3 separate regions of the Mus musculus genome follow, and all the other regions are linked to region 1. The links are chromatin loops, found by intact Hi-C in ENCODE. Cell type or tissue: left cerebral cortex. All regions are shown on one strand. Each heading gives the region's core, and the rest is flanking DNA. Links, peaks and the distances in the headings are about the cores only.

The links. Peaks named below come from ENCODE experiments on the same cell type or tissue, not always from the same donor. Only the 100,000 strongest peaks of a DNase experiment are listed, where the experiment ranks them.
Region 2: a loop joins it to region 1, with 5 times the contacts of the local background. A loop is called at or near these places in 6 of 42 quality-filtered maps.
Region 3: a loop joins it to region 1, with 2.2 times the contacts of the local background. A loop is called at or near these places in 3 of 42 quality-filtered maps.

Annotation. Positions count from the first base shown.
Region 1 is chr17:42,310,466-42,321,304 of GRCm38, forward strand. Ptchd4 (patched domain containing 4) reads left to right here and starts at 6,135. Exons shown (of 3, transcript NM_001355270.1): 1 at 6,135-6,775. The coding sequence starts at 6,176. In left cerebral cortex, for the core only: a CTCF peak has its summit at 5,431 (motif pointing left); DNase peaks (open chromatin) are centred at 5,002, 5,470, 5,739, 5,952 and 2 more places; H3K4me3 peaks cover 1,475 bases; H3K27ac peaks cover 1,813 bases.
Region 2 is chr17:42,597,477-42,608,315 of GRCm38, forward strand. Opn5 (opsin 5) reads right to left here. Exons shown (of 7, transcript NM_181753.4): 2 at 9,644-9,763. Among named protein-coding and RNA genes, the nearest start is that of Opn5, 8.4 kb to the right of the region's middle. In left cerebral cortex, for the core only: a CTCF peak has its summit at 6,140 (motif pointing left); a DNase peak (open chromatin) is centred at 6,124.
Region 3 is chr17:41,499,383-41,510,221 of GRCm38, forward strand. No RefSeq gene overlaps it. Among named protein-coding and RNA genes, the nearest start is that of Mmut, 570 kb to the left of the region's middle. In left cerebral cortex, for the core only: a CTCF peak has its summit at 5,796; a DNase peak (open chromatin) is centred at 5,814.

The DNA.
Region 1 (10,839 bases), core at 4,216-6,715:
AGAGCCATACAGGCTGAAGCAGTTTCTCTTTCCTCTGTATCTAGTTTTATCTGCATGTCTTGTTGGTAAGGAAACACCAGCTCAAAATGCCAACCCAGAAGGAGCAAGAGGATCTGGATCTCAACAATGCCTTTGAATTTCTGAGGTAACTAGTTCTGTAACTGCCATTCTTTTACTTTCTCCTTGCGTATGTGAGATAAGAAATATCCTTAATTGAGCCAGCCACAGCTGGAGACATCCAAAATGCTGAAGATCAGAATTATCTCATAGATATAGATTAATATAGATCTAGATAATCATATATCACATATTTATGTGTCATATATATGTCATATATATATATGTGTGTATACATATATATATATATGTGTGTGTGTGTGTGTGTGTGTGTGTGTGTGTGTGTGTGTGTGTGTGTGTGTGTGTGTGTGTCTTGTGTGTGTGTGTGTGTGTGTGTGTGTGGTGTAGGTCTCTGGGATATAACAAACCCAACAGTAAGTGCTGATAATCTTAGAAACAAACATTCCTTGAAACTACCACTGAAGACTAGAGTTTAATGAAACCCATGGCCAGCCATGTACAGGTTAAACAAATCCTGGATGAAATGTCAGAAGGGGGTCAAATGTTACACAGCAGGGAGTTGGGGTGGACAAGACAAGAGAATATAGAAAAGATGTTAAGAGACTTTGCTACTTGGCCCTTGCATTCATTGCCTGTTTTGAGACCCATAGCTACACTATATCAGAAAGCTTCCCAAAGGAGATTAGGTGCTAGTCTGAGCAACATACCAAAAGAGATACTTGCCACTCTACCCAAGCCATCACACTTCTCTGGTGTGTTCCTCCAGGCTTGTGTCCCTTTCATCTACTTGGCTAGGAAATGACCTTGAACATCACTAGTTGAAAGCAAATGAGCATAGAAGCACACAGCCAACCAAAAATACCCACAGTAAATATTAACTTCTAGCACCATATAAAACTCTGCTTCGTAACAGATGAGATTTGGAGGCTTCTTATAATTGCTACGGTTACAGGATTAGCTCAGCAGACCTGCAGCATTCTGGTGAGTGTTCACCCTGAGTAAGTGGGTTAATGGGATTCCATTGACAATTAAGGAAAAGTGAGCTCTGAGAATCGGGTATCTCACCTAGAATAATCAGGGAGTGAGCTCTGGAAACACTCTGTATCCCCTGGTGGTCTTTCCACAAAGAAGCCACCACATAGATTCCAATTTGGCTCCAAGTCTTAAAAACTGATATTGACCAACACATTAAAAAAAATGAAGGCTGTGTGACTTAAACATGATTGATTATTGTGTTGTTACTAATATGCCCCTAAACAAAACTGCTTTTAGTTTTCTGCTAAGATTTATTTTTACAACATGCTTCTAAATTTTTTTTCATGTGACTGATGTCTTGGTGAAGATTAGTTTTCTATAGGTTGATCATTTGTAACATTCTTCCTACTTAGCATACAATTCGTCTTTCTAATAAATTCCTACTACTTCTTATTGTTAGGTTCTCAAACGTATCAAAATTAGGGAAAACTAGGCTCTTTATTCTTCTTGTAATCATTGTCTCCTAATAAGAATTGATACATTTTATCTTATTTTTTAAAAAAGAAATTTGAAAATCACCTCAAAAGCCAGGTTTTTCACTGTGGAATTCAAGTTACAAATTAGCAAGAATGATGGACTACAGTGAGCTGTTGGGCACTATATTATGTCAGGATGCATCAATGTAAGCTCTTTTGTGTTAATATAAACTATTATTTTAACATAGTAACAAAGGACATACATGTAGGATGTGTATATACACATATTCATCTCTGTCTACTGAGAAAGGCTAAAAATAATGGTAGTCAGAAAGCAAACAACCAATCCTTTGTTTCTGGTGTGATTCTTTTTTTTTTTTCCATTTTTTATTAGGTGTTTAGCTCATTTACATTTCCAATGCTATACCAAAAGTAATACAAACAAAACAAAAAATATTCAAGACCTCTTGAAAAGGTATCTAACTTTAGGACCAGCCATGAAGACGTAAGGTGAGGCTGGAACATCTTGTAAAATTATAAAGTAATGCATGCTTTTCTGAAAGAGAGAAAAAGGACACCCCATAAGAATAGGGTATGTCAAGTTAGGCGTGGTCACGCATGCCTTTAATCCCAGCACTCGGGAGGCAGAGCCAGGCAGATTTCTGAGTTTGAGGCCAGCCTGGTATACAAAGTGAGTTCCAGGACAGCCAGGGCTATACAGAGAAACCCTGTCTCGGGAAAAAAAAAAAAAAAAAAAAAAAAAAAAAAGAATAGGGTATGTCAAATGGATACAAGAGTCAAGGGACCAACTGAAAGTATGGTCAAGAGCTAACCTCAGAATAATTCAAACAATCAAACTGTCTATAATTATAATGCAAAGTTTGAAGAAATATCTATAGTTTTTATTGAAGTAAATAGAATAGTAATGTAAAATAGACCTGTATCCTACACAGAAGAATTTCAAAGGATTTGCAGACCCAACATCAAGGCAGAAAGAGGCAGAACTAGCTCTCTAGTGTAGATGGATGTAGGAATTTCCCTCTTAAAATATAGTATGGAATATGGTTTGTTTCACAATGAAGAAAGCTGATAAACATGGCTTCAGGTCAGGCAAGCAGTTGGGTTCACATTAAGAGTCACACTGATAGAACACACCCTTGACGTGATACAAACTGGCATTTTACCACTGTGTTCTTACTTCATTAAACATCTTTTCCTGAGAAAAATACCTCATAATTCCAATTAGGGAAAAATTCTAAAAGGACCCCATAAATTCGCCTCAAAATATTCCAGGAGACCAATCAAAAGCAAGGACTCTCTGAGACACTGTCACAACAAAAGGAGGCCAAAGGAAACATGACCACTAAGTATAATGTGGATTTGCTGATGGGATCCTGGGACAGAAAAGGAGTATGAGTTAGGAACTGAAGAGATATAAATGTGTGTTTATTCAATTAATAATGAATCAAAGTTGGTTCAGTTGTCATATCAAATATGCTGTACTAATGTGTTAATCATGGAAGAAGTTATACAATGGTTAGATTCAATGTCCTGTACTTTCTAAAACTTTCTACAAAATGTCTAAAATTAAGCCATTTTAATTTTGTCACTATCAGTTTGATCATCAAATTATAAATAGAGGCTTTGTAATGCCACTTTTATGTTTCATCTGTGCATGTGCCTTTATCTTTTCAGGTGACTTCATACTGTAAATAATTTTCACTTAGAGGGAAAATGTATTTCCATGAATTATAATTCTACATGATGGGTATCTATAAGTCATTCGATTTAGCAAGCCATTATACTTTATATTTTTAGTCAGTTATATACTGTAATCTTTTCCACCCTAATTATGATGAATCTATTAGGCATGGAAATTAAGGAACTGCAAAGAAAAAGCTGGGATGAAATAATTATGACACACTTGTGTATTGTGAGAAGTGATGTGGATGTCCACTGTTGGGAACAGGACAATTATGATTCACCAAAACAGAAAATACCCAGATACTAGTCCCAGCTTCAATAATGACTCTCAGTGTCACCTGGAAGTCCCCTAATCTCCCTACTCTCTAGGGTCCTTGTTGACAAAATTGAATAGGGAACTTATTCAACAGAGCCCATTCCCAAGTCTTATTGTTGTATTTTTAAAACAGTTTCTTAGAAGATTTCATACAAAGAATATAAGTATATTTAATATAATAAAGATACTGAAGAAAATTAATATTTGAATACATATTATTTAAGATTTGTTTATTTTAGTGTATATGAGTGAATATTCATGTGTGTATATACAGGCATGTGCACCAATTGCATACCTGGTGCCTGTAGAGGTCAGAGGAGAATAGTAGCTTCCATGGAACCAGAATTAGGATGGATGGGAGCCACAAGATGGGTGCTGGAAACCGAACCCAGGTCTTCTGCAATAACAAAAGCTCTTAGCCCCTGAACTATCTCTCCAACCCTGCTATAAAGACCAAAGTTTTGGACCCTATAGCACCAATGGAACACATTTGAAATGGTATTATAATCTGATAGTTGAAAAGAAAAAAAAAAAAAGGCTTCACACTGGAGGAGAAAGAGTGTGGCAAACATATTGAGTTCAGCTGAGCCTGGGTGGCTGACTAACAGTAGAATGACCTTCCTAGAAAATTTGAAAGGCCTTAGATGTGAAAAAGGTTGTAGCTTAGACTGGCTGCTAAGCCACCAAGGATATTTCAGAAACTATTTCCCTATAGAGATATCAAGATCGTTTTTGGTTTTATAAAACTGGAATCTTTATGTAATCTTATTTACACAATCCTATAGATTCTGCTCCATAAATGGTATCTCTACTCCTAAACTAGGCTTTTTTTGTTTTGTTTTGTTTTATTTGTGCCATAGCTGAGGGATCACTTCTAATAAAGAAAAATAAATGAATAAATAAAGTATCTCCTTGTAAGATGAGCCCGTTAGCTGTTTGTGTGCTGGGATGTGCGTCCCTCTAAGCATCTAATGGAAAATGGGTCCCTGGTTGTTACTAAGAAAGTGAATACAAAGCATCCATTGAGACTCTGTCTTCTTTATGGAAGTCATTCTGAACTGGGAAAATGAGTTCACAATCAAATTGCACAATTTGTTCTCAGGATTTCTTCGTCTCCTTTTTGTCTACTTTGCTTTGTATTTTTTTCCCACACAGGAAATTATGAATACCCCAGCAGGTTTAAAATTGCACACGCATGTTTGAAATCGATCTGGTCTGCTGGTGGGAGTTCCTGGCCTGCACACTTTGGGGCATGTGGGAGTTTTCTTTCTCTATGGTGGACACTGACTTGTTTTCTGCCAGATCTGCAGTATGTTGCCCCCCTGCTTACCTAGCTCCCTTTCTTTGGGCAAAACTGTCCACTGTGTCTGACAGAAGAGAATTAGCCTCAACTCTATGTCCTGAAGTGTCTGTGGTACGTGGACAGGGGTGTGGTAGGAGTTGAGCAGGGAGCGAGGGAATGGAGCAGGGGATGAGATACAGAGAGGAGGCGGAAGCCAGTGTTAGGTCCTGAATCCTCAAAGAACATGTGTGTAACACTTAGGAAGAAGCCACATTGCCTGGCACAAACACACACACACACACACACACACACACACACACACACACACACACACACACAAACACCAACCAAGTGTTTCCTTCCCAACCTCCAGAGCAAGAAAGCAATCCAGAGAGACCCAGGCTCCAGTGTAGTCTGGGATCTCTGGCAGGCCTCAGCTCAGGGGACCAGTGTGTGGCCAGGCAGCCTGGAAAGTGTTGCAAGGAAAGCCCTCGCATGCTTTGTGGAATGTTAAAAATGCAGCATCATCCTCTCTGCTCCCTTTTCTTTGGCCAAAAGACAGAATTCGAGGGCACGGGGCATTAAGAGGAGCTTGAAATCTGCCCCCTGGAGGAGGCGTGGAGCCACTCCCTCCTAGGTTCTGATGGCCCCTGCTCCAATGGGCCAGCAGCGCCTTCACCCTTTACGTCTCCCATTCATTCCAGCCCGGAGGACAAGGAAAACAAAACTCTAAAAATAACTGTCAGCATCTTAAAAAGAGAAAAGCTTTGCTGCCACCACCACTACCCCCCTTCTTCTACTCCCGCCCTCTCTCCGCGCCACGGGGCACATGTCTGCTTCTTACAACACCGCGAGGCACATGGTCCCAGTTAGACACCGAACCCCATCGAGACCGAGAGGAAATCCACATCTGTGGGACGCTCGGCACAGAACCGCCACCTCCAGCGAGGGAAGCCGGGGGACTGCAGCAGCGACATGAAAAAGGGCTAGAGCGAGTGGACGCGGCTCATGCGGTGAGAGGCAGCGCGCGCGGCCAGCCAGGGCGCGGGGAGGCCGGGGACACCGGGGGAGGGAGGGCGCCACTCCCCGCAGCGCCCGCCGTCCGGCCCCCACGCGCGCTCCCGAGACTTGCCGGCCTTGCTGCAACTTGCTGCAGTGTTTGAAAGAGTAGTAAGAGCGCATGGAGGTGGGGCCCGGGGAAGACCGGGCGGAGCGGTTGCGGGGTGTGCGCGGGGAGGGGGCGGGGAGGAGGCGGCAGCAGAGGGGGGTGACGGAGGGGGTGTTGATCCCTTGAGGGAATGGGATGGGGGAGAGAGGGGTAGCCCCAGCGCTTACACATGTCACATGTGCTTTTTAAGACGGCCGGGAGCGCCTGCGAGCTGGATCTGGTGGAGGATGCTGCGGCAGGTGCTTCGCAGAGGGCTCCAGTCATTCTGCCACAGGCTGGGCTTATGCGTGAGCCGGCACCCGGTCTTTTTCCTCACCGTGCCGGCAGTCCTGACCATCACCTTCGGCCTCAGCGCGCTCAACCGCTTCCAGACCGAGGGCGACCTGGAGCGCCTGGTTGCTCCCAGCCACAGCCTGGCCAAGATCGAGCGCAGCCTAGCCAGCAGCCTTTTCCCCCTGGACCAGTCCAAAAGCCAGCTCTATTCGGACTTACACACCCCTGGGAGGTATGGCAGGGTGATCCTCCTCTCCTCACCCGGGGACAATATTTTGCTCCAGGCTGAGGGGATTCTGCAGACCCACCGAGCCGTGATGGAAATGAAGGTGAACCACAAGGGCTATAATTATACTTTTTCCCATCTGTGTGTGTTGAGAAATCAGGATAAGAAATGCGTGCTGGATGATATTATTTCAGTGCTAGAGGATCTCAGGCAGGCTGCCGTCTCCAATAAGACAACAGCCAGGGTGCAAGTAAGGTATCCCAACACTAAATTAAAGGTATGCTCTTCCTGCATGCTTCAGCCACTTAAAAGAGGCGGCACTTCATTTCTTGCCCTAAACAAGCAAAGAAAATGCAGAGGTCTCATCCTTAAGACTCAGAAGCTAAGGCTTCTTTCATTTCTGGAGGGGTGGAACGGACATGATGGGCAACTGAGCAAAGAAAATGGGCAATGAATAGCATAACTAGATAAGAAGAAATTCAAAGCCAAATCAAATGCCAAAAAAAAAAGAAAAAAAAGAAAAAAAAAAGAAAAAGAAAAAGAAAAGTTTCTGAGACCCTGCAGTTACATCTTTGTTCAGGGTTAATAAATCTGTGGATGGAAGGGGGAGGGGGGGTCCTGAACAACTGGGGGATTTCTTTTCATATCGGGGCTCAATGTATTTCTTATTACTGATTACACATCCACCTGGTATCATCTCCACCTTTTTGCATCTTCAGCCTGGCTTGATTTTTGACTGGGACGGTCATGGAATTTTGCTGCCCTATGGTTATGTCTGTGGGTTATGAATGTGTCAGGGATTCCAGGAACTCTCTCTCTCTGTGTGTGTGTGTGTGTGTGTGTGTGTGTGTGTGTGTGTGTGCATAGCAAAGGCAGTGAGGGTTTTCTATGAATCTGAAGAGGGATACCTGTTTAATGGATACTTTAGTTTACTTAGTATGCCCTTCCTTTCCCATGAAACATCCCAAACCCAAAGAAGATCGATTATAGCTAAGCTGCCAAGTAACAGAAAGGAAGGGGGAAAAAAGTCCACAAGCAGCAGAAAGTACAAGGTATTTCAACATTACATGGAGTTTGCAGTTTGGCCTCTCAAGTACAAATTTGACACGTGATGAGATTCCCAAACTCATTCTACACTGTCAGTTCTGGAATGGTACAGCCAATGAGGCACGCAGTCTGCAGGTGACTGAAGTGCCAGGGACAAATGTGACTTCCAAAAGACTCACTGCGCCATTTGTGTGCTTGACTCTGTGTGTACTCAGAAGCTATCCTTCCAAGAACTCTCAAGACAGGTGTTTCTCAAGAAGAACATTGTGTGTGTGTGTGTGTGTGTGTGTGTGTGTGTGTGTGTGTGTGTGTTGGGGGGTGTGTACTCCTTTATAACAGAACAGGAAAGGCCACCATAGAATATAAAAAGGCACCTTTATTGATTTAACAGGTCACCAGTATATAAAAGTCCAAATAACTTCTTCGGGACTTTTAAGAGACATATCTCATTTCCTGACATAAGTGACAATTTAGTAGTTAGTAACCAGTGAAAAACCTTGCCTCGTGTGAGCTTGGCACTTTGGTTGCAGTGATCCAGTTGCTGACATTGGTCTTAGCTGGATCCAGCTGAGCTGCCCTCTGAGGTCTGGGGCAAACAGACAGATGAATCGTTAGCTTAACCTGACTGAATGAGGGGCTTGCCTGCTTTGTGCGTACTGATGGAGCATGTTGGGTATCTGAGGTTGGGCAGCATGCTTTCCATTTTCCCAGTCCATTGCCATCACCATTACCGCTTGCTAAGGAAAGGATGTGGTGGAGAGGTAGTCTTTCTCCCCTGTAGTTCTAACCCAGTTCTTCCTAGTGTCAGTCACGCACAAAAAGATTTGCCGCTGCGTGGTACTCAGTTTGTTTTCCCTGTTGAGTCAAGTTTGCAGGTCATTAATGTGCATCGTTAGTGGGATCTCAATTGCTTTTATTCAGCAGTACTCTCCAAGGGGAAGAGCGTCATCCAATCAGCTGTGGACATTTTGTTTGAGGGGCGATATCATTTTGACATTCGTAATACAAATCTCTGTGGTATAGTCCTTTCATTCACCTCATAGTTATTAGCTGTGCCCGTATGATGTACTGTGTAGTCTTCTAGGTTTGAAACACTCAACATGCAAGATAAATGTTCTTACAGTGAGTTTCAAGGTAGGAGATGTCAGCATTTTCATCCACCAAGGAGGGTAACCTGCCAGCAGAGGCTCTGCAACTGTTGAGTGCTTGAACTGACACCACGCTGGCCTCGAATGCGTCTTCCACCTACAACCTCCTGACTGACTGGTTGGTTGATAGACAATTAGGCAGGACTCTATGAGTAATCATAAAGGAATGACGTAATTCATTACAAAGTTTGCTGAGTAATAGAATTAGTCTGCTACCCATAGAAGGAACAGAGCTGGTACATATGGACTGGCATTCTTATTGATCAATATCCCACCATGAGTCTTTCCTCAAATGTGCTGGTTTGAATCTAACTTCATGGCTTCAGTGGCGGTGGGGTTTTTAAGCTATATTGGGGTTTCTGAGAACAACAAACCCTCTCAAGGTTAGACACAATCTTGCGGGTACTCTTGCAGTATAAAATGTAATTTCAAAAGTACCACAGAAACCTAAAATTCTGCCACAGAGACTCTGGGTATCTCAGGTACAGAATTTTCTAGCAAAGAACAAAATGAGATGGACTTTTTTTGTTTGTTTGTTTGGGTGTTGTATTCAAATGACTTTCCTTCGTGCGTAGTAATATCTGTCAGGGTATATTTCCATAATGTTGGTACTCAAAAGTGTGATCAGTATTATTATTAAGGATGAGAGAGGAAATTTCATATGTAGATTTTAGCTCCTTAATTCTTTTTATTCTGCTCTATTTAACCAGTATCCCCACCTCTGCCCAATATGAACAACTTCTGTGCTGGGACAATCCAACAGAGAAAAATCACAAGTTTAATGCGATAGCAAAATAGTACTACTGAACACTGTGAATTGGGATTGTCAATCACTTAGCTTGAAAGGAGCAGTATGTGGGGCCTGAGAGATGGCATGAGGATAAGTCAGCACTGACTGACAGAGAGAAGTGGTTAAGGACCCCAGTTAGAATGAGCAAAGTATAAAAACAGCTGGCTCGTCCTGAACTCAGAAAGGTTTAGATCTGGTGAACATAATAATGCTGATGATGTGATCCAGACCAACTGGGGTCACATAAAATTGGCCAAAATGGAAAAACCCACCTAAGAGATTAAACGTACCCAATGTAAGCAAAGCACCACTTGGCCCAGAATATTCCAGAGGTGATCGCCTTGACCCAGGCTTTCAAAATGTATGCATAAAAAGTTGTAAAGTCAGAAACACACTCTGCCTTTTTATTATGAATTCTACAATCTTTACTTAGTACTGAGCATTATGGCAGAGCCTCAAAAGATTACAAGGACCATGTATTATTTCTTTTGTGCAATCCTTTTCTCTTCTCCCAATGTTGATACATCTATAAAGACAATATTTACGGCAAATACTTATTGGCTATTTTCCTAAACAATTGATGCATTCATTCAATGTCACAAAATTATTTTTAATCTTTGTGGCATGCTTCCACTTCTCTAAGGTGTTTTTACCTCAATAATTGAAATATTGTTATCTTTAACACAAACATATACACACACGTATATATGAGCATAAACAACTACATTAGGTAAAGTAGAACAATGCGACCAGACTGAGTTTTTAAGTAAAATTATTGCTTATTTTCAGACAATACTGTTTTTTAAGAAAGAAATGGATACTCAGGATCTGTACTTAGGGGCTGTTCTAGATTTTAGCAAATGGTTCCATTATCATGTGAGTACCTTGGGTGGTTACTGATAATATTTCCCTGCTTCTTGGACAAGTCATTTTAATTTCACCTTTTAACCTGTGGAAGTGGAAATTCCCACTTAGTACAAATTCCTGACAATAAAAGCAGATGTAGTATAGATACAGCAGGTAAAGTGGTCCTAGATCCCAGCTACTTCCCCACAATTAGAAAGGAGTAACACGGGTTGGATGTCTCTGAAGCATATCTTTCCAATTATGTTACACTAACTTCCACACATCTGGGCACATCTTAAAAGCAGTATTATGTCAGTGTACCACGTTTAGAAATAGGAGAAAGCTAGGCATTCATGATAGTTAATAGAAGACAGTGCTTCTTAAGTATATTGTCCATTTTTGGAAGATATTACAGTTAATTATATCATTCTGATCTCGGTGGAAGGGGAACTTGAGCCAACTGGAAAAGCTGTGGTCAGCATTTTTGAATTCTACTCTTAATTCATTCTA
Region 2 (10,839 bases), core at 4,865-7,364, 290 kb after region 1:
AGAAAGCAACTCAAAAGAAGAAGCAGAAAGAATGTAAGAGCTGCAGGTAAGGACAGGGAGCTATACAGGATGCTGACCTCATGATTAGACATGTCATGTCATGACATGGCATAGCATGACTGTCACATTCCTGAGCTCATGGCATATGTGATTACCTGTACAAGGTGGGCTAAGCTTGTCAACATCCTGTTATGGGAGGGAAGGGGCTCATAGGTACCCATTTCTCTCTGAAGATTTATAAGTACTTAATGGCTGCTAAGGAAGGGAGAGATATGCACTGGTAAGGTGGGACGAGGTCCTGTAAGCAATTCTAATATAATTCATTGAGACACACATGCAAAAGATATGAAGGTTGATAAAAGGACTGTTAGGAAAATAGTGAGGAATTAGTGAGAAGGATGGGGGAGTAAGGGGGGAATGAGGGAGTGAATTGATTTTAATATGTTATATACAAGTATGAAAGTGTCATATTATGCTAATATATATGCTAATAAAATGATTCAAAAATACCTTTCAACTATTTTTAAAATGGCACTGATGTTTTTCAGGAACTAAAATTGAAATTACCCTGAAAAGTTTTCATTCATCCCAATAGTCAAAGAACTTTTTGAAAGTTAAGTATGACTTTCCTTACTATTATAACTGCCTCAAAGAGATTTGGCTTCAAGGAGTACAATAGATGTTACCCCAGAGGGCGATAACAGCAATGTGATCCTTGTTAACCTAAAGTGGTTCATTTTAAAGATGAGCAAGACAGACACTACATTTACAATAAAACATCCGAGAGAGATTTTCTTCTGAAGCACAATGTTCCTAAACTGATTTTTCCTCCTTGACTGTCTGGGACTCTGTTGTTCTCCTCCTGTTCAAAATTAGATATTCAAGTTGGAATGTTGAATAAGCATTCCTGGGAACAAGGTTGTCTACAGTGACCTTGACACATCTATTCAGCCACACCAAGCTTATTGGAGGACTTGTGTCTTGGCCTCCAAAGCGAACATACTTGGCTAGTCAAACAAAACCCAACAAAGGGTACAACTATGGTCGTTGATGGTGAATATGCAAAACATTTACGTATTTCCTATTCAGAAAGTATCTTGTGCCCAGGTGTATTAACTATAGGCTGCTGCTGCTGCCATTACCAATTACTCCACAGATTATGAAAAATAAAATTAAGACTCCTTGTGTGCTCTTGGGACCCTTTGTCTCCTGTTGGGTTGCCATTACCCATTACCAATTACTCCACAGATTATGAAAAATAAAATTAAGACTCCTTGTGTGCTCTTGAGACCCTTTGTCTCCTGTTGGGTTGCCTTGTCCAACTTCAGTGTGATGGTTTTTTTGCCTTGTCTTGGTGCATTTTGCTTTGTCATGTTGGGCTGTTGTCTCTTGGAGACCTGCTTCTTTCTGAAGGGAGATGGAAAGGGAGTAGACAGGGGGAGAAGGGAGATGGGAGAGAGCCAGGAGGAATGGACAGAGGGGAAATTGTTTCCAGAATGTATATCAGAGACAAATCTATTTTCAGTTTAAGGATAATAGGTCTTACACCAAAAAAATACTTCAATGCTGGGAATTATAACCTTTATGCATGTCATGCAGTAGCTCCCCAAGTCTGCTGGTACTCCCCCATGTAGTCTCAGGATTAACAAGTAATTATAGTTTTATACTCATTTGTTGTGTTATTACACTATCTAAGCTTTATAGAGTAATGTCAAGTAGATGGATCATAGAAGGCATCCATGTATCGGCCAATTCTAAAAGAAATGTTTCTATTGGCTTCAGCTGATGTTCCAACTAAGTTTGTAGAGTGTTTGCCTGGGGTACCCAAGGTCCTGGTTCAATTTCACGATACACAAGTCAGACATGGCAGCACTAGGCTGCAGCTGTAGGGTTTGGGAAGTAGAGTCTGGAATATCAGAGGTTCAAATCAACCTTTACTTATTAGAGAGTTGGTTGTCATCCTGGGCTACATGAGACTACGACACAGAATGTGTCAAGGCAGCAGAAGAGATTAATGTGGCCTAGAGACAAAAACTAATATCCATGCTAGGTCTCCATCCAAAATGGAGGTTTTGTTTATTTTGTTTTGTCTTGTCTTGTCTTGTCTTGTCTTGTCTTGTCTTGTCTTGTCTTGTCTTGTCTTGTCTTGTTTTGTTTTGTTGGGGGTAGTGAACATCATGTGTGTGTGTGTGTGTGTGTGAGAGAGAGAAAGAGAGAGAGAGAGAGAGAGAGAGACCTTTAAATCTTTTATTATTGAATGTGATAATTTTGCTACTTTTAATCAAAGATACTCCTTCATCATTCTAGCTTGTTAAGAATTTTTTATCCCAAAACACATATTAAGCTTTATTAAAAGGATTCCATTGCACCTTTCATGAATTCTTATACACTGTTCATGAGTTTTCTGTCCTCACTGAATCTGTTAATACAGTCACTCCTGCTGTGAGAGGGTGATATGGTTTCTAACCCCAGGTAAAACATCACATACTCAGAGTTAAGCCCTGAGTAGTGGGACTTGGGAGAAGAAAGCGGGTAGGTCATCTATGCAGAAAGAGAAACCATGCCTTGAATTCAGAACAGGGAGAGTGAAAGGCCACAGAGGTGTGAGTCTCACTCACATTCTCTCAATTTGAACTTAAATGCACACACATTATATACATATACATCATATACATATACTACATATACATATACTGTTTTCAGGATAACAACAGCATTCAAGGACAAGAGAATGAGAGGAATGAAATCTTGGAATTGGAAGGAACTTTTCTAATACAATGATTTTCAAATGCTCCCTTCTTGGGGAGTCTATAAAGCTCTTCTGAAAGCACAAATATTTGTGTGTGTGTGTGTGTGTGTGTGTGTGTGTGTGTGTGTGTGTGTGTGTGTGTGTGTTGTGGGAGGGGTGGGTTTGTGTATATACATGGCTCATATATAAATGTATGTGTGTGTCTGTATAGCAATGGCTTGATATGTATATGTTTGCATGTAGACAAGTACATATGTGAGTGTGTGGAAGGGTGCACTGTCTGTGCACAACTGTGTGTGTGAAGCGAGACTGTCATGGAGAGCCTAACCCTCTTTCCATCAGGAGAAATATCATATCTTATTTATGGCTATTTTATTACATCATTTGATGGTTTTGGTTTTTGTATTTTTATTACTTATGAACAGAGAAGGACCAGTCAAGGCAGATGGAAAATATCAGGAGTGGGGATGAGTGAGGGGAAAGGAGAGAGGGGGGAAGGAAGAGAGAATGAATGAAAAGTATGGAAGCCAGTCCTGCAAGAACACTCGGTACTTTGTACACTTTTGTACTATTAGTAACAAAACTGACCAAAACTATTTGCCAATCACTTTTTAAGCTCTTCCATGTTTAAATTAAAACCACATTCCCATGTTCTCTTGCAATTTTTTCCTCTCTATTCATTCTTTGTCACACATGTTCTGTTGAGTTATGTCTTACTCAGATACGAGATACCCATTTTAATAAACGTAAGATTCAAACACAAGACAGCTATTAGTAAAGGCAAGGTTCAATATACTTGCAACCAGTCTGAGAGAGAAATGGGGAGAGCATGACAGAATGATAAATAGGAATTAGTGGGGTAAAGAAACACAGGATACAGAGATAGACAAGAGTCATTACTTTACATAAGGGAGTGACATTTAGGTAGCATGAGGATCAGTAGCCTGAAAAGCCTTCAGAGCAGAAAAGACAGCAAACCCCAAAGCTTGCAGAAAATCCCCTTGCGTGAAGGCCAAGGCAGCAGAAGAGATTAATGTGACCTAGAGACAAAAACTAATATCCATGCTAGGTCTCCATCCAAAATGGAGGTTTTGTTTATTTTGTTTTGTCTTGTCTTGTCTTGTCTTGTCTTGTCTTGTCTTGTCTTGTCTTGTCTTGTCTTGTTTTGTTGGGGTAGTGAACATCGTGTGTGTGTGTGTGTGTGTGTGTGTGTGTGTGTGTGTGTGTGTGTGTGTGTGTGAGAGAGAGAGAGAGGGGGGGGAGAGAGAGAGTGCACTCATGCACATGTATGTTGGTTTGTTTGAAACAGGGCCTCACGTAGCCCAAACTGGCCTCAAATGTATTCTGTAGCTGAAGAGGGTAACCCTAGGCTACTGCACATCTTGCCTTCACCTCCCAAATGTTGTGATTTTGAGCTCTGGTACTATGTCCAGCCTGGAGTAGAGCCTTTGACAAGGTCATCTACCACAAATATCAATATCTGTGTCTGTCTCTGTCCCTCAGTCTGCCTCCCTCTCCCCCTCCTCTCTTTCACGTAGTAGAATGCTCCTCAGCCTGATAGAGCCACTGCAGTGCAGCTTCGCTGTGTTTTGCTTTGCTTTAGCTATCAGTGTCCAGGACTTCAAACCCCTGGACCTGCTAACACAATTCTCTAACTCTCTATCTTACTCTATCTACTACATGGTCCTGAATAAGAGCCTCTCTCTGTGTTAAGACAACCTACATTAGCTGCATATCTGTGGCATGCCTGATTCTAAAATGTGCTTCTTCCATGTTTAGAATAGAATGCAGCTGGGTCACAAACTTTTGACTGAAAATCTATCCTGTCTACAAGAAATCCAGGGATGGGAGATGGAGCAGAGACTGAGGGAATGGCCAACCAATAACCACCGGCCCAACTTGAGACCCATCCCATGAGCAAGCACCAATCGTTGACACTATTAATGATACTCTGTTATGCTTGCAGACAGGAGCCTAGCATGGCTGTCTTCCAAGAGGTTCCACCCAGCAGCTGACTCAGACGGATGCAGACATTCACAGCTAAACAGTGGATGGAGCTTAGAACTCTTCCCCCCCCCCCTTTTTTTTATTAGATATTTTCTTTGTTTACATTTCAAATGTTATCCCCTTTCCTAGTTTCCCCTTGGAAAATCCCCTATCCTCTCCCCCCTCCCCCTGCTCCCCAACCTACCCACTCATGCTTCCTGGCCCTGGCATTCCCCTATACTGGGGCATAGAACCTTCACAGAACCAAGGGCCTGTCCTCCCATTGATGACCAACTAGGCCATCCTGTGCTACATATGCAGCTAGAGCTAGTCCTTCCATGTGTTTTCTTTGATTGATGGTTTAGTCCCAGGGAGCTCTGGGGGTACTGGTTAGTTCATATTGTTGTTCCTCCTAGGGGACTGCAAACCCTTTCAGCTTCTTGGGTACTTTGTCTAGCTCCTTCATTGGGGACCCTGTGGAGCTTAGAACTCTTATGAAAGAATAGAAAGAAGGATTGAAGACCCAGAAGGGGATGAGAACTCCACAGGAAGACCAACAGAGTCAACTAACCTTAACCCTTTGGGCTCTCAGAGACTGAAACCACCAATCAAAGTGCATACAGGGGCTGGACCTAGGCTTCCCCACACATATGTAACAGATGTACAGCTTGGTTTTCATGGTGGATCCTGAACAACTGGAACGGGGCCTGTCACAAAAGCTGTTGCCTAGATGTAGGATATGTTGTTCTAGCTGTGATGCCTTGTCTGTCCTCAGTGGGAGAGGATGTACCTAGCCTGGAAGACTTGATACCAGGGTAGGAGGATACCCAGGGGCCCCCACCCACACAGAGGAGAAGGGGGAAAGGAATGGGGGAAGGCTTGTGGGAGGGGGTGACTGGGAGGGAGTCAGTGAGAGATTGAGAAGTGAATAAGTAAAAAATAAACGATAAAAATAAAATAAAATAATAAAAAATAAAGAATGCATCTGAGTAAGGGAAGAAGACAAAATTTTTAGGGATGTATTGGAAGAAAGTGTGTTATAGACAGTAAACGTGACCCAGATTTACCAATGAAAGCCCAGGTGGAAGAAAACACCTTCTGGTGAATTCCTCTAAGCGCACTGGCTGGGGAAGGAAGAGTGTGATTTCTGAGATCTCTTGAGCAGACTGGTAAGGCTGAAAGCAGTTTCAATGTCTCAGGCCAATTAAGAGTATTTTTTTAAATTCCGTCTTGTCTGTGTCCGCCTTAAGCAAAAGTCAGCTATTACTCACTGGTGAAGGATGTAGCTGAAATGGCAGGGTTCATAGGGACAGGCATTTTACATGCAGAACCAGGAAGGGAGCCTTAGGCTAGCAGATGGAGAAAAACCGAACCATGCCCGCTGCTCTCCCGCCATCTCGTGGCAAGAGTAGAAATGGCAGGCACTTTGCAGCCTTGCACAAACCGCGTGGGGTTCACACAGGCTTGCAGAGCCTCTTTCCGCTTCTAACATACAAACACATTTAAGCGTTTATGATACTGGAGTCTATCTGTACCCAGTACCGCCTTCTCAAGCAACCTGAAGCAAGCAAACTCTCAAGAAGAGGGCAACATATCTGCTATTTAATATTGCATCGACTCAATAGGTCGAGAATTATTATTAAACTTGGTTTTTGTAAACTAGCAGCAGTAGAAAATTCGATTTAGGAAAAGGCACACTATTTTAAAAGGGAAAGCGAGAAGCTGCTTTTAAAAAAAAGTCTCCAATGCAAAAGCAAACACTTTAACGGCTCGTCCTTCCTCCCTAACAGCCTGAGACTACAGACAGCTAGATAACAGATTTTGAATCCAAATAAAGGTTAGGGTATAGTCAGTCAATCATGGAGCAAGATGACACACACCCAAAATTACTCTTTCTTAAATAAAGTACAGTTAAAGAAAGAATATTATAGCTCCTTTGCTCGGTTATCTGAAATGTCTAAGAAACAAGAGAAAATCCAGAAGTTTTCAATTTGACCCACAGAGTAGCTTATCTGGAAATGCATGAATGCACACTGGTGTGTGTGTGTGTGTGTGTGTGTGTGTGTGTGTGTGTGTGTGTGTGTGTCTGTGTCTGTGTGTCTGTCTGTATCTCTTGAGTGTCTGTGTGAGTGAGTGTGTGTGTGTGTGTGTGTGTGTGTGTGGTGTGTGTGGTGTGTGTGTGTGGTGTGTGCATGTCTGGATGTGTATGCATGTGTGTGTGTGTGTGTGTATCTGTGTGTCTGCCTGTAGCTCTGTGTGTTTCTTTGAGTGAGGTATGTCTGTCTGTCTGTATCTATTGAGTGTGTCTCTGGGTGGGGTGTGTGTGTGTGTGTGTGTGTATCTCCATGTGTCTGTCTGTCTGTCTGTATCTCTGTATTTCTGTGTGTGTCTGTGGGCGAGGTATGTCTGTCTGTCTGTATCTCTTGAGTGTGTGTGTGTGTGTGTGTGTGTGTGTATCTGTGTGTCTGTCTGTAGCTCTGTGTGTTTCTGTGAATGAGGTATGTCTGTCTGTCTGTATCTATTGAGTGTCTCTGTGTGTAGGGTGTGTGTGTGTGTGCACGCACATGTGTTATTTCTGCCTATCTGCATCTCTGTGTATTTCTCTGTATGTGGTATGTCTGTCCGTCTGCATCTCTGTGTGTTTCTGTGGATGTGGAATGTCTGAATTTATGAGTGTCTGTGTGTGTGGTGTGGTGCATGTGCACGTGTGTGCATATGCAAATGTGTAGACTGAATATTAATGTTAGGTGTCTTTCTCAATCGCTTGCCACCTTATTGGGGGCACTAGGGTCTTTCAGTGACGCTGTTGTACTCCACGCCTCACAGTGTTCCTGTCTCCACTTCCCAAGGCTGGGATTACAAGGATGTATTGTCACAGCCATGGATGCTACCTATCCAAATCAGGTCTTCATGCTCACAGCAAGGACTTTATCCACTGAACTTCTCGGGCACGTGAATTAAACTCCCTGATATCAGTACTTTTAAGTGCCTCCTATAATGTCTTTGTGCAGCCAACTTTAAGGACCGTGGTAGAAGCTTGTAGTGAGTTCTTACACTACAATAAAAATCACCGTTGCCCCAGCAACTCTTGTCTTCTCTCAGAGTGACTTGTCATGGTCTTTGGCTAGCATTTCCCCTTCAAGATTCTATCATGTTACATTTTTTTTTCACCAGGTCTCCATGCTGGTGAGAAAGTAGTCACAGAGTGCAAATCAGTGGGCTGTTAGATCCTGAACCCATAGCCCAGTGCACTCTGAAATATGGCAGTATCACGTATTATATGGACAGTATCATGTATTGTCCAAAACTCTGCCCTTAACACTTAGCATTCCTGGGATAGGGCTTAACAGTGGGCTTGGACAATCGCTCCAAGGGTAAAGTGTTTGTCAGATAAGTGTGAGGACCAGAGTTCGGATCTGCAGCACCTATGTAAACCCTGGGTGCCCAGCCCATGGGAAGCAGAGATAGTGGATTTCCTAAGGCAAGCTGGTTAGCTAGAGAAACAAATTGACGAGCTCTGAATTCAAGTGAGAAACCCTGTCTCAGTACACATAGAAGTCAAGAATTAAAAACAGCAATGTTAGCTTCTAGTTTACCTGCACACACATACTCACATGCATACGCACACACACACATACATGAGTACACACACACACATGTATGTGTGCCCACATAAACATGAATATTCATGCACACAAATATACACATGAATATGTAACCACATGAAATTGCCCATATACGTAAATGTGCATACACACGTACATATACAGACATGTATATATTCAAGGAAAAAATAAGTAAGAAATAAAATATTTGACAAAAATGATCTAACCATAGAGCCACATGCCTGTAATCCTACCACTCCGGGGAGGCAAGGGGGTGAACAGTTCAAAGTCAGCCTCACCTACATAGGAAATCAGGGAACAGCCTGGGCTATAGGAGAGCGTGTCTCAAAAGGCCAAAAAGAAAAAGAAAAAGGGGGACAAGAAAGAAACAAGGAAACAGAAAGAAGGAAAGAAACAGAGAAAGAAGGAAAGGAAAATAAAAAATAGAAAACTTCTCTCATACAATATATTTTGATCATTGTTTTTCCAACTCCTCCCAAATACTCTCTACCTCCCTACCCACCAGCTTTTTCTCTCTCTAAAAAGAAGCAAACACAAGCCGGGCATGGTGGCACATGCCTTTAATCCCAGCACTCGGGAGGCAGAGGCAGGCAGATTTCTTAGTTCGAGGCCTGCCTGGCTGAGTGAGTTCCAGGACAGCCAGGGCTACACGGAGAAACCCTGTCTCAAAAAAAAAAAAAAAGAAGAAGAAGAAGAAGAAGAAGAAGAAGAAGAAGAAGAAGAAGAAGAAGAAGAAGAAGAAGAAGAAGAAGAAGACACACGAAAGAAGAATGAAATGAAATGAAAACCAAACAAACAGAAAACCGATAAGACTAAATAAATAAATAAATAAATAAATAAATAAATAAATAAGCTTACCAAAAAACATGGAGTTTGTTTGGCTTTGGCTAACTAACTATTCTTGATCACAGGGCCTGCCCACCCTGGAGTGTGGCACTCCACTGGAGAAAACTTAGTCTTTTCTTTTCCCCTCCAGGTATCAATTTGAAATAGCTTTGGGGAGGGGGGGGCTGTCCCAGTTTTCTAGGGAGAAGCCCCATGCCTAACCAAAAATGATAAACAACCTCTTAATAAATATGTTATTAAATAAAATTAAATATATTAATAAGTAAAAAAGAATGTTAGCTGATCTCTTTAGCAGATGTTTTATTGACTGGCTACAAACACTGCAAAGATGCTTTGGGAAGAAGCAGGAGGTAAGAAAGTGAGCTCTGAGCCAGTGAGGGATTTAGAATGGCTAATACCTTAAACCCACAAAGAAGGAGCAGCGTGGCTGAATTACCTGATATCCCCAGATCACAGACTGCTAAATTGATAGTCATTATTTCCGCAGGTCTCAGCTTCTTCTTGCGTCTAGAAGACATATAAAGGACATACCCATTTCCAAATGTAGAGAGAATCCCTACAAAGAAGAATAAAATGTCCCATCATTAAAGTGAGCATGAGCATTCATTTGCAGATGAAACACTTCACATTAAAAAACAAAAAAACAATGAACTCCACGGATTTAGAGGGTAATGACAGGACACTAGATAAAAATCTAAGTTGAGAAGATGAAATAAAAGCATGGATTGTGAGTGACAGGCAAGGGATGGGTCGCCTCAGAAGGGGTAGGAATGGGGAATTACAGGACTGAACTTACCCAGACAAGGGAACCACTAGCTTCTCGGTTAGGCTCAGGATGATGTGGGAATCCCAATGGTCAGTTCTTGTACCGGCCCCCAGGGCAGAGTGTTTTCCTCGCCATTTTTATAAAGTATTGGCTTTATATGACTCCCTCCCTTGAATAAGTGGAATCAACCCCTTAGCTTTTTATAAAAATCTTGAAGATAAAGTCAACCAAGAGAGGTGACTTCAGTGCCCCTGTGGGCTCACATAGGAGCACTGGCATGTGGGAGAGGTGTGGTCAGAGGTGGCTTCCTTGCAAGGAAGGGGTCATGTCCTCAACACAGGCCCCAGGACTTAGATTCCTGCGGTGGAATGGACCCTCACTATCTGGACCATGGATGCCTTCAGCTACCCCTGGACTAGCTGTCAAGGGTAAGTGTGTAACCACTGACAACATTCCCCTCCCACCAAGGAGAGAGAAAGTGACCCTCAACCCACCAGACCTGACAACAACGACATACATGTGTTCCCAAGTTTGAATGTTCTTTTATTAATGGCAAGTTGGTTTTGGATATTACAATGAAACTGTTCACAAGTTCTTACAAGCCCAGTTTTTAAAAATCCAAAAATTAGACCCATTATCTACTGACTGTATTTAAGAAAAGAATACACCTACTTCCATAGCTTAACATGTAGAGTAGATTTCCTCAGGAATTCTTGCTTCATAGTGTAGCTGTGTATAAATGAGAATCTGGTACAGCTGCCTTCAGTGGTAAGGAATAAGGAAAGTATTAACAGGAGAGACCCAGCGTTTTCTGTTTAAATTTCTACTTTACTTCCTCCACCACAATTCATTTGAGGGGGCAAGGG
Region 3 (10,839 bases), core at 4,278-6,777, 810 kb before region 1:
TTTTTCTTATTTATTTTATCTATCTATCTATCTATTTATTTATTTATTTATTTATTACTAGATATTTTCTTTATATACATTTCAAATGCTATCCTGAAAGTTCCCTATACTCTCCCTCTGCCCTGCTCCCCTAACCACCCACTCCCGCTTCTTGGCCCTGTACTGGGGCATATAAAGTTTGCAGTACCAAGGGGTCTCTCTTCCCAGTGATGGCCGACTAGGCCATCTTCTGCACATATGCAGCTAGAGATATGAGCTCTGGGGGTACTGGTTAGTTCATATTGTTGTTCCACCTATAGGGTTGCAGACCTCTTCAGCTCCTTGGGTGCTTTCTCTAGATTCACCATTGGGGGCCCTGTGTTGCATTCTATAGATGACTGTGAGCATCCACTTCTGTATTTGCCAGGCACTGGCATAGCCTCACAAGAGACAGCTATAACAGTGTCCCTTCAACAAAATCTTTCTGGCACATTGCAATAGTGTCTGGTTTTCGTGGCTGATTATGGGATAGATCCCCGGGTGGGGTAGTCTCTGGATAGTCCATCCTTTTGTCTTAGTTCCAAACTTTGTCTTTGTAACTCCTTTCATGATTATTTTGTTCCCTATTCTAAGGAGGAATGAAATATCCACCCATTTGTCTTCCCTCTTCTTGATTTTCTTGTGTTTTGCAAATTGTATCTTGGGTGTTCTATGTTTCTGGGCTAATATCCACTTATCAGTGAGTGCATATCTAATGACTTCTTTTGTGATGTAACCCCAAATGTTTTAGCATCTGTTTAAAAGATCATAGTATAAGCTGCACATTTCAATTTTTGACTCATAGTCTTCATATATAATTCCACTTAAATTCAAAGATAAGAGCTAAAATCTCCTGTGGCAATGCTTAAGGCTTTTAGCATATTATTAAAATGATATCTTTAAAAATATAATTTTGATGTGTTGATTTGTGTTGTGTACTTGGATAAATGGTATTTTTATGACCTTTGCCTGAAGTAATATAAGTAATCAGAGTAAATTTTCTTTACTGTGTATCTAATGACTGTGTATTAACAAGAGTATTAATTTGTTTAGATTTTATGATTTTACTTCCAAAAGTATTTTTGTGCTAAGATTAATAATTTGAATTGAAACTTAAAACTATAATAGGAATGTACTCAATTTCTATGATAAAATATAATTGGTCTCTCTCTCTTTCCTCTCTCTCTCTCTCTGTCTCTCTCTGTCTCTCTCATATGTGTGTGTGTGTGCATGCATGTGTGTGTGTGTGTGTGTGTGTGTGTGTGTGTGAACCACAAGAATTCAGATCATTCATGAAATGACTTCTAAAACCTGTCGTTAGTTTTACATATTCCTTAGCATATGGAGGAGAGCTATTACATTTTTATGGCTTGTAAGGAATACAATGTGTTACCATTATCAACTATTTCACAGGAGGAACCTATGCTTTAAGTTGTTTATTAAGGAAAAAAAATTACAAAAGTTATGAGCATAAAGATCTCAATAATAGGAACCTAGCTTGCTATGTGATAAAGTGGAAAAACTCAATAAGCAAAGGCAGAAAAAAACTTTGCTGTAGAAAGAGTTGCAAGGGGGAAAATAAGAGTTCAGTGAGTGAGCTGGCGAGAGAAGTCAGAAGTTAAAAGCACATCCTGATCTTGCCAAATTTGGTTTTCAGTAACAACATGGAGACAGGTAGTACACAGCATCCTGTAACTCCAGCTGCAGGAGATTCCAAGGCATTTTCTGCCCTCCATAGACATGTGAATATACAATGAAATAAACACAACCATCGTTCTACACTTTTTTTTAAAATAAAAAAGCAATGAATTATTTATATTTGTAGGAAAAACCAAGCCATTTTATGTCCAGCAGAGAATTTGTGAATAGGGTTTATAAAGTGTACTTATACAGTATTTTAAAGTGTTGAAGATGTAGAAAAAATGGACTTTCTTTTATCAAGTAAGAGAAGTCACCCAAGTTTCTTGTTGAATTGAGTTGTCATATGAATGTCTCAAAGAAAGACGAAAGGAAAGAAACATGGACAGAAGAAAAGGGAAGAGGAAGTGTAGACAATTCAATCAGCAGAGAAATAAAATCAAATAACCCATATTTTATGCATGTAAATTCACTAGAATACATATGTATGTAATATTTAATGTTAAATTTATATAATGTTAAATTATACAAATCTAGAAAGATACATCTTGTTACCCTTCAGAGGGGTTGGAAATTTGTAAATGGAAATGACTTGACCCTGAAGGTATAATAAAATGTCGAATGAATCCCTGACCACAGGGATTAGATTTAGTTAGGAAAGGGTTTTAGAAATGCACAGACATGTGCTCCATTATGTTCATAGCAGCCTTATTTGTAATAACCAGAAGTTGGAAAGAACCCAGATGTCCTTCAACAGAGGAATGGATACAGAAAATGTGGTACATTTACACAATAGAGAACTACTCAGCTATTTTCTTTTAAAAAAAAAAAAGTCTTCATGAAATTTTTAGGCAAATGGGTGGAACTAGAAAATATCATATCATCCTGAGTGAGGTAACCCAATCACAAAAGAACAAACATGGTATACACTCATTGATAAGTAGATATTAGCCCAAAAGCTCAGAATACCCAAAGTATAATTCACAGACTACATGAACCTCAAGAAGAAGAAAGGCCAAAGTGTTGGACGTGCTATCCTTCTTAGAAGGGGGAACAAAATATTCACAGGAGGAAATACAGAGTCAAAGTATGGACTGGAACTGAAGGAAACACCATCCAGAGACTGCCCCACCTGGGGATGCATCCCATGTACAGTCACCAAACAAGACACTATTGTGGATGCCAAGGAGTGCTTGCTGACAGGAACCTGATATAGCTGTCTCCTGAGAGGCTATGCCAGAGCCTGACAAATACAGAGGTGGATGCTTGCAACCAACTATTGGACTGAGCACGGGGTTCCCAATGAAGGAGTTAGATAAAGGACTGAAGAAGCTGAAGGGGTTTGCATCCCATAGGAAGAACAACATCAACCAACAGGACCCCAAAGAGCTCTCAGGGACTAAATCACCAACCAAAGAGTACACATGGAGGGAACTATGGCTCCAGCCACATATGTAGCAGAGGATGGCCTTGTCAGTCATCGATGGGAGGAGAGGCCCTTGGTCCTGCGAAGGCTTGATCCCATAGTGTAGAGGAATGTCAGGGCTGGAAGGCAGGAGTGGGTGGTTGGGTTGGAGAACACCCTCATAGAAGCTGGGTAAGGGGATGAGATAGGTAGCTTCCAGAGTGTGTGTGTGTGTGGGGGGGGGGGGGAGACAGGTAAAGGGGATAACATTTGAAATGTAAATAAAGAAAATATCCAATAAAAGAAAAACAAATTAATGAAATATAATTACAATATAGGTCCTCAAATTATTATACTACAACCAATGAAACTATAAGTGTTTCTGAAAGAAAGAAAGAAAGAAAGAAAGAAAGAAAGAAAGAAAGAAAGAAAGAAAGAAAGAAAGAAAGAAAGAAAGAAAGGAAGGAAGGAAGGAAGGAAGGAAGGAAGGAAGGAAGGAAGGAAGGAAGGAAACAAACTCATGGAATCAGAGGTGCCAGCCTCCTCAATGTATTTCTTTATGGAGCAATTGAGATGAAAGGGATGTCTTTTGTAACTTTAAAATGAAGAAATTGAGGAAACAAGGGATAAACATTGACCATTCTCCAAAAATGATGATAATCATAAAATAAGATGCATGAGAATTTCCTAACTTCCTACAAATAGAAATTGAATTAAATGAATTAAAGCTTAGAAGAGCAATAAAATCCAGGGTTATTGAACAACAACAAAAAAATCTAATTTCCACCAAAACTTTACTTTTTTCTATATAGAACTATTTTTGATCATCCAGAAAAATAAGGTATTTCTATCATAGAAAATGACATATCACACAGATATTATCATAGAGAAAATAGTTAAGTTTATTGTTACTTTTTACAATTTTTTATCATTAGCCTTTATACAATTGCATGAATATATATGCTTAAATCTGAAAAATTCCTCGAAAGGAAACAATCTATTTTCTAACTTTATTGATTGCTGCAGCTGTAGCTAAAGAAATAAAACCATTATTAAAGTGTAGTTTTAGGACTCAGAAGAAGAATGCTAAGTCATAAGAAAAGATATCTTAGACACAAAATACAAACTTTGAGGGTCAGTAAAACAATTTCTGCTGAAATGTTCACTACATTATTTGACCCCAGGAAATTAAAAGGAGGCTATATACACCATACATGCTTATAATACTAACACTTGCATATCAAACAACAGATCAAACAGCAGATCAGACAGTATCAGGTATAGTTTTTATTATTGTTATTTTGTTTATATCAAATTCAATAATTTGATTTTATTCATTTTGCAAGGATATGAGAATGTATTCATACTTTATTTAGAAGAGCTTGTCAGCATGTATATATTTTATCATTAATATTAATAAAGAGATACCTACAGAGACTAAACACCAAATAGAGAACATACGTGGAATGGACCTAGACCCTCTGCACATATGTAAGAGTTGTGCAGTTTGGTCTTCATATGGGACCCCTCACAGCAAGAGCAAGAGCTGTTTGTGTCTCTGTTGCTTGCCTTTGGATCCCTTTCCCTTACCTAGGCTCTGGTGCTTATCTACAATAGGAGAAAATATGCCTAGTCCTACTGTAACTTGATATGTCAAGTCTGACATCCATGGTAGGTCTCCCATTTTCTGAGAAGAAGCAGAGGATGGGAGGATCCTATAATCAAGATGTAAATTAAATAAACTGAAATGAAAATTAGATAGATAGATAGATAGATAGATAGATAGATAGATAGATAGATAAAATATCAATATAGAACACATAGTGAATCCTTATTTATTTTAAAAAAACAATAGTTCAAAAGTTTAAGTATCTTAATGAAAATCGTGGAAAATGAAAATACAAATTGAATGTATGTTTCTGTGTTAATTGCTTATAGGCTAATTGCTTCCAGGTTACTTTTATTCCACAGTTCATTTCTGAAGTGCATACTTCTCTGAACTGAATTCTTGTTCCCTTACATCATTCATAATTTTAGAAAACAAAGACAATTAATAGCAATATAACTAAGAAGATGTTAATGGGAATTGTAGCATGCTAACCCACACAGTATTTATGCATTGAATATTATTTTGACCCAAAGTAACAGTAGTGTTTGAGTAAACTAGTCCCTGACGTTGTGTTTTAGATAGTAAATATAAAAAAGCACAACCACTAATTGTAGAAATCATATGGGATTTTAGTTTGAACCTGGAACACTGTGGAATACAGGCTAGCAGCCACACAGACACTGTTGAAAATCTCAGGACTGGTCATTATTCCAAGTTTGGCTTATCACTTTCTTTGCATTGAGCAATCTTTAAGACATTGCTTTAAGAGGCACACCTCCACATACTATCTTTGAATATTCTTCTAAGTTATAGCAACAGGGTAATTTCTAAAATATAATGGAGAAGAGCTAATGACACTAAAATGTACATCTGAGAAATGGGAGCATCCCACATAGTTTACATGCACACACACACACAGACAGACACACACACAGACACACAGACACACACACACTGGCTGTTAGTTCTCAAAAAAGGCAGAAAGTACAGATAGGTTCGGTATTTTAGAATCTTACTATAGTTTCTTATCAAGTCAAGCCAGAGCTATATTTTACTCGATGAAAACATTACTAGTTGATCCTAATTTTATCACACACTATCTTGTCTGCCCCGAATATCCTTAGAAACAGTAGGTGGCTCTGTTGAGCTACTCTTTCTAGAGCTACCACTTGTGGGTGATAGCCCCTGCAAACATCCTAAAGCCAAGTCCATAGTGATACCACATTCACATTGCTGTAGTATTAATGCTGTGTTTTCTCGGGGATTTAGGAAATATAAAAATTTACAGGTTAAATTCTATTAATTATATTTATTTATGCATTTGTTTGTTTAGCTTCCTTCTAGTGTGTGTGTGTGTGTGTGTGTGTGTGTGTGATTGCGCATGCGCATACATGTGCATGCATATGTGTACAAGGAGACTAGAAGTCAGTGTTATGTGTCTTCCTCAATGGTTCTCCACCTTATTTCTTTTGTTTAGATTATTTTTATTTGAAGTTTTTCATTATTTGCCTACATGTATGTCTGTGTACCATGCATGCCATGTATGTGCCTGGTGTACTTAGAGACCAGAAGAGGTTGTTTTATCTCCTAGGAGTGGAATTACCACAAATCTCTGTGTGGGTGCCAGGAATACAAAAATGAACCTGGGTCCTCAGAAATGAGCCTGTGTCCTCTGTGGGTAAAGCAAGTCCTCTTAACAACAGAGCTTTGTATCCAGCACTTCCAGCTAATCTTTTGAGATAGGGTCTCTCTCTCTCTCTCTCTCTCTCTCTCTCTCTCTCTCTCTCTCTCTCTCTCTCTCTCTCTCTCTTTCTCTCTGAACCTGGAGATCACTGTTTGGATAGACAGAATGGGAAATGAGTTCCAGAGATCCCCTCTTTTATATTCTCTATTGCAGAGGTTGTAGGTACATTCCATTGTGCATGGGGTTGTTGTTGCTTTGAGTTTTTAGCTCAGTTCTATGAATTTCATCTCAGGTCCAATGCTTTCAAGCCAAGCACTGACTGAGCCATTGCCCCATCTCCTAGTTCTCTTTTCCACTAAGGAGCACAACTTGTAAATATTTGCCTTCCAGTCTTCCAGAATCAAAAATTATATGCTACATGGTACGCTTAGAATACAAACAAAGAATTTAAAGAGCTTTAGCCTTTAATTGAGATGCCTATTATAAATTGTTTTAGTAATCTATGCTGGCATGTGCAATTGGGTAATACTTTTGGGGTAAAAGTATTAACTTATAAGTTTTCAGACTGAATTTTAATGAGACATTCAATTTTTAAAGTACTGAAAAATTTGAAGACCCTGGAACTTTTACATGTGCAGTGCATATTATAATATCAACATAAAAACTTGGGGACAAATAGGAAAGGAAAGTTTTTGGTTTAATGGAGTGTGTGTGTGTGTGTGTGTGTGTGTGTGTGTGTGTGTGTGTGTGTTTATGCTGTTAAGGCTAGACCTATGATAGTTAACTAAAACATCTGGGAATAAATGACTTAAATACTTGAATTCGGGAATTTATTCCTATTATGTTGGCCTATGACCAGGTATTTGAGGGATTGTCTTAATGGCTGATGTATTTGGGAAAGCCTACTTCATTGTGGGCAATGTCATCCTAAAGCTTGTTAACCTGAGCTATGCCTGAGGACAGCTGCTTTCATAGGCACAACACTTGTTCACCCTGCATCTTCTGTTCCAATCTGATGTCATGGCTGAACTGTGCACACAGAACAGAGATATACCAGTACACAAGATGACCTGTGAATCTAGACTAGGCCCGGAATCCATCTGTACTTGGATAAGAGCACATTAAGATGCCAATAACTCTCAAGACAGACATAGACTTCTAGCTGTTCTTGTGCCAGGAAGTATCCTTGGGATATAGGAAGCTGGAGGCTGGCTGCCTTTGGTATGTACCTTGGAGAACTAGAGGCTGCCTTTGATATGACAGATGTACCTTGGAATAATACTAAAAACTGGTTCCATGAGCTGGTAAATAATGTATTGCAGGATATTGAGGGGCATGAAAGATATGCTACCTGAACAGCTAGAGTCTGAGGACTAGCAATGGCATAATCCCATAGCTCCTATGGTTCTTTAATCACTTGCTCTACCAGGGAACTATTTGTACTTGTACTCACTTTGCTAGTCAGGTTCTTTCTCTGCCACTAAGCTGGGTTTGGGAAAGAAAGTGCTTCCCAGAGGAAGTGCCTGCCCCTTGCTACTGCATCTGTCTGCAGATTGCTCAGTTCCCTTGGTGATCAGCTCTGCCGACTTCATGGCATGAGATACCAGTTGAGATCTTGGGCCTTACCCCTTCCTCCAGATGCCCAGTGGTACCCGTGCCTGTGGTCTGCTCATATGGGAGAAGACCTTCCTTCATTTTTGTCTCTCAGGGTAACTATTCACTGCCTCAGAAAGAGTTCTTTTGCTGGTCACTCAGCTGGTCACTCATGTACCATGAGGAATGATGTCTATTCACTTTGAATTCTGTGCCATTTCCGAGATCAGCCATCTCTTGAAGTCATGTGCCTGCAGCCACATGACCTGTGAACTAGTTATTAAGTTTAGGTTTAACTGTATGAAGTATAGGGTCTGCCTGAGAGATTCTTGTCTCTCCTCAATATTCAGAAGTCTGTACATGGGGACATGTGACTCAGATCATATATCTCTCAGAAGAGCAAAGAGCCAGACATTGGCTCATTAATGTCAGCCTCAGTTTCCCCACCTATGGGTTCTCTCTCTTCACAGGTACTGATAAACCTAGGTGTTAGAGTATTATATTTAATGTGAGGATTTGGTAATGTTCCTGGTTAAATATAAGGTGAGAGAATAAAGGAGGAATGGTTAGGAGAAAGGATGAAAAAAGGAGAGAAAGAAAGGAGGGAAAATGAGAGGGAAGGGGAGAGGGAGGGGAGGTAGTAAGGGAAGAAGGAAGGAAGGAAAGAAGGAAGGAAGAGAGCAATCCACAGGCAGCAGAGAAGTAACAATTTCTCCATGGATACTTTTTCAATTCCTGCATTGAATTCCTGCTATGGTTTCCCTTAATGATGGGTCATATCCCATATGATAAAATAAACCTTCCTTTTCCAAAGTTGTTTTGGGTTGTAGTTTTTATCACAACAATAGAACTCTAATTAGACTATTATACAAAGTCTATTATTTCAATGTATAAAGAGAATATTTCAGAAATGGAAAATTAGCATACATACCTACTTGTATCTTGTGGGTTAAAATGTGCTTAACTTCTAGTTAGATTAAACAACCATAAGGAATACCAAACAAAATGGCTACAACACCTTTTTCTTAATTTTATGTTCATATTATTAATAGTCTTCCCATGTTGAGTTACTTATGTATTTTCAAGGGCTAGGGATATGGCTCAGTCAGTAAGGACGTGGCATGCAAGCATGTAGAATTTAATGAAATTTATAGCATCAACATAAAGGCAGACACTGTGGTATGTACTTCTAATACTGGGAAGATATAGGAGGATTCTCAGGGCTTTCTGGCTAGGTTGTTTGGCTAAAGTGGCAAGTTCTAATTTCAAAGTTGTCTAAAACATGATCCCCTACGCTCCAGCTGCTTTCCTAGAGGCCAAAAGTAGAAAGATTGAAGAGCTTAAAGGGGTCAAAGATATCACAAGAAAAAACACAAAATCAACTAATCTGGGTTCATAGAGGTTCACAGAGACTGAATTGCTAACCATGGAAACTGCTTGGGTCTGACCTAGATCCTCTGCATACATGTTACAGTTGTGAAGCTTGATCTCCTTATCAGACTTCTAACAGTGTAAGTGAGGTATGTCTCTGATTCTGCTGTCTGCTTTTGTGACTTTTTCTTCCTATTGAGTTGCCTTGTCTAGCCTTAATAGGAGAAGGACATGGTTACTCTATACTTGATATGTCATGTTTGATTAATTGCCATGGGAAGCCTGCCGTTTTCTGAAAAGAAAGGGATGAGGAATGGATAGGAGTAGGGGAAGAAGGGAGGTGGAATTTGAAGGACTGGGAGAAAAGGAAGTGAGGGAACTTGGGATATAAAATACACATATATTTAGATAGATAGATAGATAGATAGATAGATAGATAGATATATAGATAGATAAACATACACATACATAGATACACACAATGAGCAAAACTGACTGAAGAAAACAGATAAACTACACATAAGCACAAAAACACAAAAGAACTCAATCCCTGTATACATGTACCCTTGAATATGTACAAGCAAACAAAAATAATAAAATATATTTTATTCACCTTTCCAACTTTGCTATTTTGTAATCATAAATTTCCAATCAAGAATTATTTGCAGTTTTGATACAATTGTGAAAGTTATCAAATTTCACAAAATACAATCCATGCTGGAAATAAATATGTATATGCAAATAAATCATTCCTTCTAGGAAATAATACACACAGATTCACCTGTTGTGAGAGTAATACCAACAGACATGAGTTCTTAATAAAATATCTTCTGGAAAAATCGCCATCCCTGACCTCAAGCTGTACTAAAAAGCAGTAGTAGTAAAGACAGCATGGTATTGGTACAGAGATAGACAGTTTAACCAATGGAATAGAATAGAAGACACATAAATAAACCCACACTCCTATGGACAATTGATCTTTGACAAAGAATTAAAAAAATACAGTAGAAAAAAAGCATCCTTAATAAATGGTACTAGTATAACTGGTGGTCTGCATGTAGAAGAATGAAAATAGACCTATGTTTATTACCACGCAAAAAGCTCAAGTACATGTGGATCAAGAACCTCAACATAAAACCAGATACACTGAATCTAATTGAAAAGAAAGTAGGGAACAGCTTCAAACTCATGGATACAGGGGGAAAGTTCCTAAAAAGAACATCAATGGCTCAGGCTCTAATGGAACCTCATGAAACTGAAAATCTTCTGTAAAACAAAAGACACTATCAGTAGGACAAATCACAACCTACAGATTGGGAAAACAAATCTTCATGAACCCTACATCCCATTAGAAGGAGGCTAATATCTAAAGCATATAAAGAACTCAAGTTGACCTCCAGATAACCAAATAACACAATTTAAAAATGGGGTACAGAGGTAAACATAATTCACAACAGAAGCATCTTAAATGATTGAGAAGCACTTAAAGAAATGTTCAAAGTCCTTAGTCATCAGGGAAAT